3 separate regions of the Homo sapiens genome follow, and regions 2 and 3 are each linked to region 1. The links are chromatin contacts, found by Hi-C in ENCODE. All regions are on one chromosome and are shown on one strand. Each heading gives the region's core, a stretch centred on a gene start or an enhancer-like site at or near the end of the contact. The rest is flanking DNA. Distances are from core to core; before and after follow the strand shown. Region 1 has its middle 180 kb from the start of LINC00882. Region 2 overlaps LOC105374027 (a long non-coding RNA gene). Region 3 has its middle 250 kb from the start of CBLB.

Evidence for each region. Hi-C counts contacts between places; a loop is a spot of excess contacts on that map. Pooled maps may share reads with other maps.
Region 2: a map with no recorded cell type shows a loop between it and region 1 (7-fold over the local background). The contact joins two enhancer-like sites. A Hi-C loop is called at or near these places in 2 of 37 single-sample maps with no recorded cell type and 4 of 50 pooled maps.
Region 3: a loop to region 1 is called in a map of chondrocyte, with 2.0 times the contacts of the local background. The contact joins two enhancer-like sites. A Hi-C loop is called at or near these places in 1 of 168 maps with a recorded cell type or tissue (chondrocyte) and 5 of 50 pooled maps.

Annotation. Positions count from the first base shown.
Region 1 is chr3:107,063,674-107,066,698 of GRCh38, reverse strand. No RefSeq gene overlaps it. Among named protein-coding and RNA genes, the nearest start is that of LINC00882, 180 kb to the left of the region's middle. Within about 2 kb of position 1,323, at least 5 of the 41 ENCODE cell types and tissues checked have a DNase peak (open chromatin) inside an H3K27ac peak, as active enhancers do.
Region 2 is chr3:106,182,348-106,185,896 of GRCh38, reverse strand. All of the region lies in intron 2 of LOC105374027 (a long non-coding RNA gene), which reads right to left. Among named protein-coding and RNA genes, the nearest start is that of CBLB, 320 kb to the right of the region's middle. RefSeq lists an enhancer at 1,442-1,491. Within about 2 kb of position 1,741, at least 3 of the 41 ENCODE cell types and tissues checked have a DNase peak (open chromatin) inside an H3K27ac peak, as active enhancers do.
Region 3 is chr3:106,120,152-106,123,263 of GRCh38, reverse strand. No RefSeq gene overlaps it. Among named protein-coding and RNA genes, the nearest start is that of CBLB, 250 kb to the right of the region's middle. Within about 2 kb of position 1,608, at least 2 of the 41 ENCODE cell types and tissues checked have a DNase peak (open chromatin) inside an H3K27ac peak, as active enhancers do.

The sequences.
Region 1 (3,025 bases), core at 74-2,573:
AGTCTTAACACTATGCTACATGTGAAACAGAGCAACACGGCAGTAATAATATCTCTAAAGTGCATTTTAAAGACTTTTATCTATGGCCGGGCACGGTGGCTCACGCCTGTAATCCCAGCACTTTGGGAGGCCGAGGCGGGTGGATCATCTGAGGTCAGGAGTTCAAGACCATTCTGGCCAACATGGTGCAACCCTGTCTCTACAAAAATACAAAAATTAGCCAGGCGTGGTGGCGGACGCCTGTTAACCCAGCTACTTGGGAGGCTAAGGCAAGAGAATCACTTGAACCTAGGAGGCGGAGGTTGCAGTGAGCTGAGATCACGCCTTTGCACTCCAGCCTGGGTGACAAGAGTGAGACTCCATCTCAAAAAAAAAAAAGACTTTATCTAACTTCACGTTTTCTTACTAGTGATTTTTTTCATCTTCTGACTTGCTGCAAGAGGGTATTTCCCTAGTTTCAATGGTTTTGAAGTTAATTTGTTCAGCTTCTGCTTAGTGGATATTTATGAGAGGTAATACTTGCCTTTAATTTCTTTTCAGCTTTTCTACTGCTGTCTTTTTCTTATTACTTCTTTTTAAGTTAGCTCCGACTTTGCTATTTTTAGAGAGAAGCAATAAGGATGGCACAGTGGTTACAAGAGGTTAGAAACAATTGAGATGAGAATCCTATTTTTGTTGATATAATTTATATGCAATTCGTAGCTTCAAAATGAAACACTGACATGGTCATCTTTTTAAAACTAAAAAATGATATAAAATTCCTAGTGCATGTGTTTTAAAAAATTCTTTCATAGTGAACAAATCATGCAAGATATTAATTTTTTTTCCCTAAAAGACTATTCTAAAGTCTCCCTGAACATGTCACTTCAAAATGTAAACAAAGAAACAAAACTGTCATCTATTGGAGTTGGGTGTGATTTTTGTCTTTTGTCTTCTCTGTCACACTAGTTTTCAGTTCTTTGCTGTCATGTGGCCCACTTTTCAAAGATGCAATTATGTGGATTTCAGGGGGCCGTCAGCTTGCCTTCCCCAGTTGCTCTGGGCCAGCTCTGGTCTCCAGATACCTCTGATGGAGGCGAGTCCCAAAGTTGATAACTAGGAAGAGACTGTGTATGCCAGGGACGGATGACAAGATGTGCTGAGCCTTGGGGAGACGCGGCAGGATGTTACTAATGAAAGAGGGCCCTGCTGCCGAGGGAGGGGAAGGAAGCAGATGTGAGGGCAAGATTCAGGTGACAACCTCAGCGTTCCAGAGATACAGGATGTTATGGAGGAGGGAGAAAAGCAAGTTGGCATTTGGCAGAATGCACAGAGGCGAGACTCGAGAGTGGGCGGTGGAAGCTGAGGCTTTCAAAGATTTCTGACCTTCTGCCTGCCAACTTGGAATTAGATTTCTTGATGGAGGGGGAGAATGGGGGAAGGGGGTAGAAAAGGCAGATGCCAAGAGAGATTACTGATTTGGCAACCAGACAAAAGGATGCTGTGGCTGGCACCTGCAGCAGAGAAGGGCAGAACGGTGTAGCCAGTAGGTCTAAGGCAATGGGCTGAGTGCCAGAGTTTGAGCTGCTACAGAGCGGCCTGAGATGGCCTCTTTTTTAGACACGAGAAAATAGTCTGTAGAGAAATAAAATTTAAAAATGAGAAATTTAATATCTTTGGATAGATTTTTAGGATTGGCATTTACAAGCGTATTCAGTTGCCTTTCTCCTGTCTGAGGAGCATAACCTTTTGTGGTCAGATTGATGATGCTCTTTAAAAAAAAATCCCAGCAATATTGTTACATTTCCAATTCCAAAACCAAAGTGGTGGGATTTGACTATAGGTTTCCTCATTTCCCCAGCAGTGAATACGAAGTGACTTTTCCATGTCCCAAATGTTGACCCAGAACAATATCATTCCCTGTGAGACAGGAGTAACTGATTACATTAGAATACAATTTTGTTGCCACAGAAATCAGGAAACTTTAAATTTAGCAGCTTCCTTCTAGGGTTTTTTGCTCTGGGCTCTCAGCAAGCGTTTGCGTTTCTACGTCCTATATCACCGTGCACCACTAGATGTCACTGTTACTCGGGTCTTTGGGTAACAGACTCAACAATATGCCTGACCTTTTGTGCCTGGGGAAAAACAATCTTCAGAAGGGGAGGATAATACTGTCTGTGTGGATTTAAATAAGACCTCTTTACCTGGCATTTTTATCGAAAAACAGATACTCCATATGTTGTGTTGATTGCTGTTTCCCTTTCTGTTTTTGAAAGGGAGAGACTGAATTAAATGCGTTTCTTCCCACAAATGTACCTTACCATTTCTCCTTATTCTCAATTCTCCCTTAAAAATGTAGCTTTTAGCTCCATAATATAAGAAATATTTGTTAGAAAATTAGGAAAATCATCATTCTATGGGTATTTAGAATCTATATATGGACTGCAAATGTTTCTTCCCTAATCTCTTCCTAACCTTAGAGAACTTCAAAATGCATTGTCTCATTTCCTAAGGAAAAATGTTGTAACTCTAACTAGGAAAAGAATCCTGTGAGAGCACAGCAAGTCAGCGTTAAGAATTGAATTTTCATGACTACCCTCGGATACATCCTTGAACCTAAGGGACAAATGTTGCCGTGAGTTTCAGGTTGTTTAAATGGTGGTGTTAGACACACAAATCATTCATTTTCCTGCTAAATTTCCTTTTCTTTTATTGAATATTGGATACAGGTATGTCTTTTAAGATGTGGCCATTGATTCATATATACCAGAGCATTATTTAAACATGAAATTAAATAAGATAATTAAATAACAATGCATTTATAAAGCGTTCTTGAAAATAGATTAATTATTTAGAGCATTTGAGTGAAAAGTCTCAATACGATTTCACTATAGCAAATGATAGCCATTAATAAGTCATAACAGGATAATAACATAAAACAAAAAATGAAAACCTTACAAAATATATCTTAAAAAGCGAAGTAGGGCTTTACTTTGAGTTGAGTTCGTGGTACAAAATGAATCAATTTGTTCTTTTTGGAACTTTA
Region 2 (3,549 bases), core at 492-2,991, 880 kb after region 1:
TACCTAGTTTCCCCGTATTCTCAACTCTCAACAGAGATAGCTACTATTGCTATTCCTATTTCTTTTCAGACAAAGAATTCAAAAGAGATTGAAGTCATTTACCCATGGTTATAAAACCCAGAAGTGTCAAAACTGAAATTTAAACACTGTTTTATTTCAAACTTAAATTGCTGATGCCCAAGCTATATAGTTTCATGGTTTAGTGGTCCCCTCCTGAAAAATGTTTTCATTTTCTAAATTTGAAGAAATCTCCTTTGAAAGGCAAAACCCTTAAGCTTGCTTTGCCCGACACTTTATCCCCTTGACAAGAATCAGGGATGGCAGGAAGACAAAGGGAGGGTCAGAAGGAAGAAGTGGCTCTGGCAGAAGTAGATGGGAAGCCAGCAGGGATGAACTTCACCTTGATCATTATGTTGCCTAAGACAGGTCTGACTTCCAGTTATAATTAAACATGAACATCTTTACCAAGCATTCATTTACTTCATGTGTTTTAGAGAAGAACATTCCACCCTAATGCGACAGAAAGGTTAGAGTTAAACTAGAAAATGAGATTGGAAATCCCATCCAAGCATGTAGCATGCAGTAATCCCCCTATATGGAGGATAGGTTCTGAGAGCCTAAACCCATGGTTAGTACTAAACCCTACATATACTATGTGTTTTCCTACCCATATATACCTATGATAAAGTTTCTTTTATAAATTAGACACAGAGATGAATAACAATAGCTAATCATAAAATGGAACAATTAATATACTGCAGTAAGGGTGATGTGAATGTGGTTTCTCTCACTCTTTCTGAAAATATCTTTTTGTAATATACTCACCTACTTTTAAACCCGCAACTAACCATGGGTAACTGAAACTACAGAAAGAGAAACCACAGATTATAGAATACCACTGTACTCTCTCTGCCCAAGTCCTATCCTCAAAAATGTCTTGATTACTACAAAATGGCTTTTTCTTTTTTTTTTTTAACTTTTTAAGTGAAAACTGAACTATTAAGTTTATATATTTGATGATCTCCTATTTTCTAACTTCTTTCAAAATAAATCAAAGAATATATATGTGAATGTATCTATATCTTTAAATTACTTAGAAAGAAAAATTTTCCCACCACATTTATCTCAGCTAACTCATGAAACTGAACTCATTGTTTCAGTTCCCAGTGAAGTGATATTAACAAGTGTTTTTAGTTGGGGGAGTAAAGAAGGAGGTGCGTATAGATCTAGGGGAGGTGGGAGATGGGAGGGAGGCTAGACCCAGTGAGATGGATAAGATTAGCAGCCTAATGAAGCATCTTGCCATTGAAGCCCATGTACCATAAAAATGCACATACGAATTTATTTTTATAAAAATATAGCTGTCAGCTTACATATTATAATGCAGTTGGCAAAAAATAAGTTAATAAAAAAGTTCTCTTCTAAAATTTGTTAGATTGCCACAAAAAGGAAGCTTTCTACAACGTTTTTTTTTTTTCTTAGAACCCTTGGGTTAATGAAACCTAGTCTGTTACAGTTACTGTTTTTCTTCTCTCTACTCAGCATGGATTACTTGATGTCTCATCTATGGCAGAGTCTGCCAAGACAATTGAGCAAGTCTAGTGTAGAGAACTTTAATGTAGTTGGAACATATCCAGCATCAAACAAGAGTCTGTGTCAAGATCTAAGACTAGCCAGATTTTCTTTCTCAGGTGTCATTTTCTTTCTCAGGTGTCATTTCCTTCTCTCTGGAGTCATTGGGTGTCTGATTCCTTGAGTCCTCAGGCTATCAGGAACTTTCAGAAGAGATGTGTTTTCTCTGGTTAGATAACATGCCTTGGTGCTAATCCTCAAATCTCCTTGAATTCAAGTGTGTCCTGAGGCAAGAATTTTCACTGCTTGCCTGTTTCTGCATCTGAAATTTATGGGTTTTCTCATTCTGAGCCAGTTCACAAGTTGGCTGATGATTGGTGAGATCAATTATCTTTGTGAGAAAGGAGCTCTACAAATGTTAAATTGTACTAAATCATTGAGTAACGTAAAGCTGCTATGTCAAGTTACAGAAAGCAATCAAAGCTGCCTAATGCATCTGTTGCCTATTTTTAGAGCCTGAATCAACTCATGGAGCCAGTTAGGTAACTCACATAATAATAACTGAGTACTTATTATTTTTTAGTCATTATGCTAAAATGTTTCATATGAATTAATTTATCCACCTCATACCAACCTGTGAGGTAGGTAATGCTATTATCTTCCACTAGCAAATGAGGTAATTAGCCCAAGGACACCGATTGATAAATGGTGCACTAGAAATTGAAGCTGAGACTTCAGGTTCCAAAACAATTCCATTGTACTGCTTACAATGTAGTCATGCCCTTTGACCTCCAATAATAATAGAATTTCATGCCAAGACTATTTAGATGTTTAGAGCTAACTCTGAAGTAAAAATGCCTGCATGGCACTGCCAATTGCTAGGTGCCGACCCTTGGGCAAAGTGATATTAACCTCACCTGTAAAATGGGGTCAATAACCGTCCCTGCCCATAGGGTTGTTTTGAAGTAATCCATGTAGAGCATGTACACTAGTGCTCAGTACGTAGTGAGCATTCAAACATTTTAGGTACTATTAGCACTTACATAATGACACTATCATTTCTAATCACATTCAGCTGGAAGGCATGCATATGAATAAACATCAATTCACAGGTCCTGTCTGACCTATTGATTCTCACTTGCTGATATAATCAAAATAAAACAGTAATAAGGCAGTGCAGCCTCTTACACAGACAGCAGCCTGGCTTCGTTCTAAGATTTAAACATCAGTTTAAATCAGCTATTTCAATCCAAGCCATTTTGAATGAGGTAATGGTTTGTGTGCGTTTTAGGAGAAATTACAAAGTAAAGTGAAGTAATGCCTTCATTATGCATATTAAGGGTTTGGATTCTGCATGGTCAGTGGGTAGGAAGATTCTGGACTTATTTCAAACCGCCCTTGTAATTGTATCTGTCTGCCTTTTGTATAAGCAGGTAAGAACTGCTGAAACCTCTAACTAGCCAAAGAATAGACAGAAAGAAACCATGTATATTCACATTTGTTTCCAAATAGCCTATGGAAGCCACAGGGAGTTATGCAACCTTAGAGAGAGAATATTGGAATTTTTTTTGTATTGATGTATTTAATGATAACTCCCTTAAATTCAACCCCCCTAGATTAACTTTGAGTTTGAGTTCAAGCTCTGCTACTTAATTAGATTTGTGACCTTAAATATGCCTTTAAGTTTCCTTTTCCGCATTGGGAAAGTATAAATGATACTACTACCTACTCATTCGTAGTTGTAGCATTTAAGAGAATCTATGCAATTAGTATAGTGACTAACATACTATGTTATCAATAAGTTTTAGCAATTATGATGTTATGAGTATTCTTATTGTATATTCTGCTAGTAATTGAATATGACTGTAATTTAAGCTTGTCTGTCGATTCTGCATAGTATTAAAAAGCTTAGAAAAGAGCATAAACTATGTTTTATAAAAGTTAAGCAATTAAAAATGGCAAGAATATATACCTTTT
Region 3 (3,112 bases), core at 359-2,858, 940 kb after region 1:
AGGCATCCTGTTTGGAATTAATATGTACAATCTCCTCATATTCCAAAACGCCACACTTGTAGGTTTTCTTTTTCCTGGAGTTTCTTATTATTCATTCAACTCACAAAAATTATTAAGCTAAGTGAGATACTAATCGTCAGTAGGGAAAAGGAAAGTTATGACAATCTATTAATATAATGACCTTTGCCCTAAAGAAACTGCACTCTATTTGAAAGTCCTCAAGTGATTTAAGTCTTTCATCAATTGTTTAACAGTTGACATGATTTAGTTTATAACTATTGGATCAGCCCTAAGATTTCTTATAGCCCCACTCAGTTTATATCACTAAGGTAGATGGCAAGGAATAGTCCAGCACAGCAGCGTCCAATAGAAATAGAATACAAAAAAAATCATATATATAATTTTTAAGTTTTCTAGTAGCCATGAAAAAAAGGTAAAAAAGAAACAAAAATCATTTTAATATTGTATTTTATTTAACCCAACATATCTAAAGTATTATCATTTCAACATGAAATCAATATAAAAATATATTAATGAGTATTTACATTTTGTTTGGTAATCGGTCTTCAAAATCAGTGTCTTTACACTTACAACATGACAATTTGGAGTAGCCACATTTCAAGTACTCTGTAGCCATACATGACTAGTGGCTAGCCTATCGACAGCATAGTTCAAGCATTTTCTCTAAGTAACTTATTCATTTCAATTATATATCTGTATCCAACTGCTCCTGTGCATTTATCCTTACAATCAAATCTGTATTATTGTAAGAAACAGAGAAGTTCCCCATCTTCTAATACCAGGAAAGGCAAAATAGGGCTTGGTGTTTTTGAGCTTAGATTTTAACCTATAAATTAACGTTCTTTGATATATCTTACTAACTGTATTCAGAAAAGTTTTAACATTTATGACAAAAGAGCCAGAATGGCAAGATAAAATTATAGTTCTGGACAGGAAATGTCAATGGGTGCTGGAAGCCACTGAAAGAACACCCAGAGTTTAGGAAAGCAGAGAATAGAATTGTTGTGCCCATGGCAACATTTATATGGGAAATGTCTCTCTCATTCCCTTTCAAGATCACCATCAGTGTCACTCTAACATTTATATATGGCCTTGATGAAAGTGTGAAATATAGGACAGGGTCTTAAATTGAAATATTACCATAGTTGACCAGGAGGTAGAGCACCTTCATCATTTTTAATCCTGTTTCTTTTTCTAGCTATTGTGGCTCCTTATAGAAGCACTCAGTTTAGATTGCTAAGGTAGGTCTCATAGGTAAGATGTGGAAATGTAGCATTTGAATGTTAGTATCACCTGTAAATAAGAACTATGAAAAGTCTGAGGTTTTACTCTGCTTTCAAGCTAGTATGTTAGCTTGCCACAGTTTCATAGATACTAGTAGATGGCATGAGACCCTTGGGTCAGAGACAGAGGGCATAATTATATGTTCCCATTAGTCCCCCTTGCCTCCAAAGTCCCAGGGGGTAATGCAGAATGGCTCGAGGAAATGCTGTACACATAGTAAATACGTGTCACACCTTAGGAATCCTAGGTTAAGAAAATCTCAATCTCCCGAAAGACCAGCTAGTCAACCTGCCCAACTTTTATCCTGGAGGGAAACATTATCTTTATTATCTTGGAGAGAAAACAAATCTTCCCTCTGCCCTAGACAGAGACACATACACTCTCTCTTTTCCAAGGCTATTTACCATACAAACATCCTTGAAAAGACAATAAGGAACAAAGCTATCAATACCTTTGTTCAGAAAATAGGCAGATGCAAGAACTACCTATGGATAAATGTCCCCCAACAAACTTATATTAAGGCCCCCCACTGGCCCTCTTATTGTCTACCAGATAAACTCCTGCTTTCCTCACTTATTCAACCTATGTTTGTTTATTGCTTTTTATGTGCTATTAGATTTGAAAGATTGTCAAATATTTGCAAAAACCAAGGTCTAATAGATGTAAAAGTTTCAAAAAATACTCAGGGAAAAAATTAAGAGAATTCTAATCATTTCCACAATAAGGACTTTGAGGAACTAATAGATCTTCTTAAGAGAACTTAGTTTCCCCAAGTTTCTGACAATCATGAGATCTGGATCTTTTGGGGGTCCAGGTTGCACGTATTAATATTTACTTACCAGGTGCCCCGATTTGGGGATTAAGTAAAATATAATTATAAAAAAAATTTAGTCTCTTGCTTCCATATGGCATTTTTACATCCTTTTTTTCTGATGGCAAATAATAACACACTTATACAAAGTGGCATTTAACATCAAATACATTTCATAAAACATGTTTTGATTGTATGAACTCATAAACAGATATTGAACCCTTCATATGCATGCCGGTTATATTTAAACATAAAAAAACCCATTTAATGTACAAATAGTCCCTGATAACTCTGTATAGAATCCAACTTTTTAAACAGCTGTGCAGAAGAGCTTCATAATTTAGGGTAGCAAAAGAAGATGGAAACTACATACAATTTTAGGCTTCAGGAGAATTTAGGTCAGTTAGAGGTCATTCTCCAAAATTGAATCAGAAAGGAATTCTAAACTATTGCTCAACTAGGACCCACTTTGGAAGGGTAAATTGTGCTGTACTCTATGATTTGTAGAGACCGCAGAGGGGTCCAGGTTTGGCTCACTTTCTAGCTGACCATAAAGACAACTTGGGAATAGATTGTCACAGGGACCCACTAAATGAATCACAGCCCATTTCCTGCAGCTCCTCCGTGTTTTTGAATGCCTTAGTCATCACACTCTTGGCTTATGGGAATCAGTTCCCAAAGGTCACATAGATTGCACTTCTATGGTAGTTTGATAATTTTCTGTCTACTTTAGAATAGTCGGCCAGCATTTTAAAAGTCATTTTATGTGACCGTATGGTGTGTATGAAAGAACAAGGGCTTAAAACTAGAAATCTGGACGTAAGTCTTAGTTTTGCCATTATTTGCCACTGGGCAAGTCACTGAAACTTCCTGGTCTTCTCACCTGTAGAATGGCAGGATAGGTAAAGAGGTTATGATTCATGACCAGTAAAGGCTTTTCCAGTCTTACCTTTGTATCATTCTATCTCATTTAAGACCTGGCCTTGTAAATTGTGT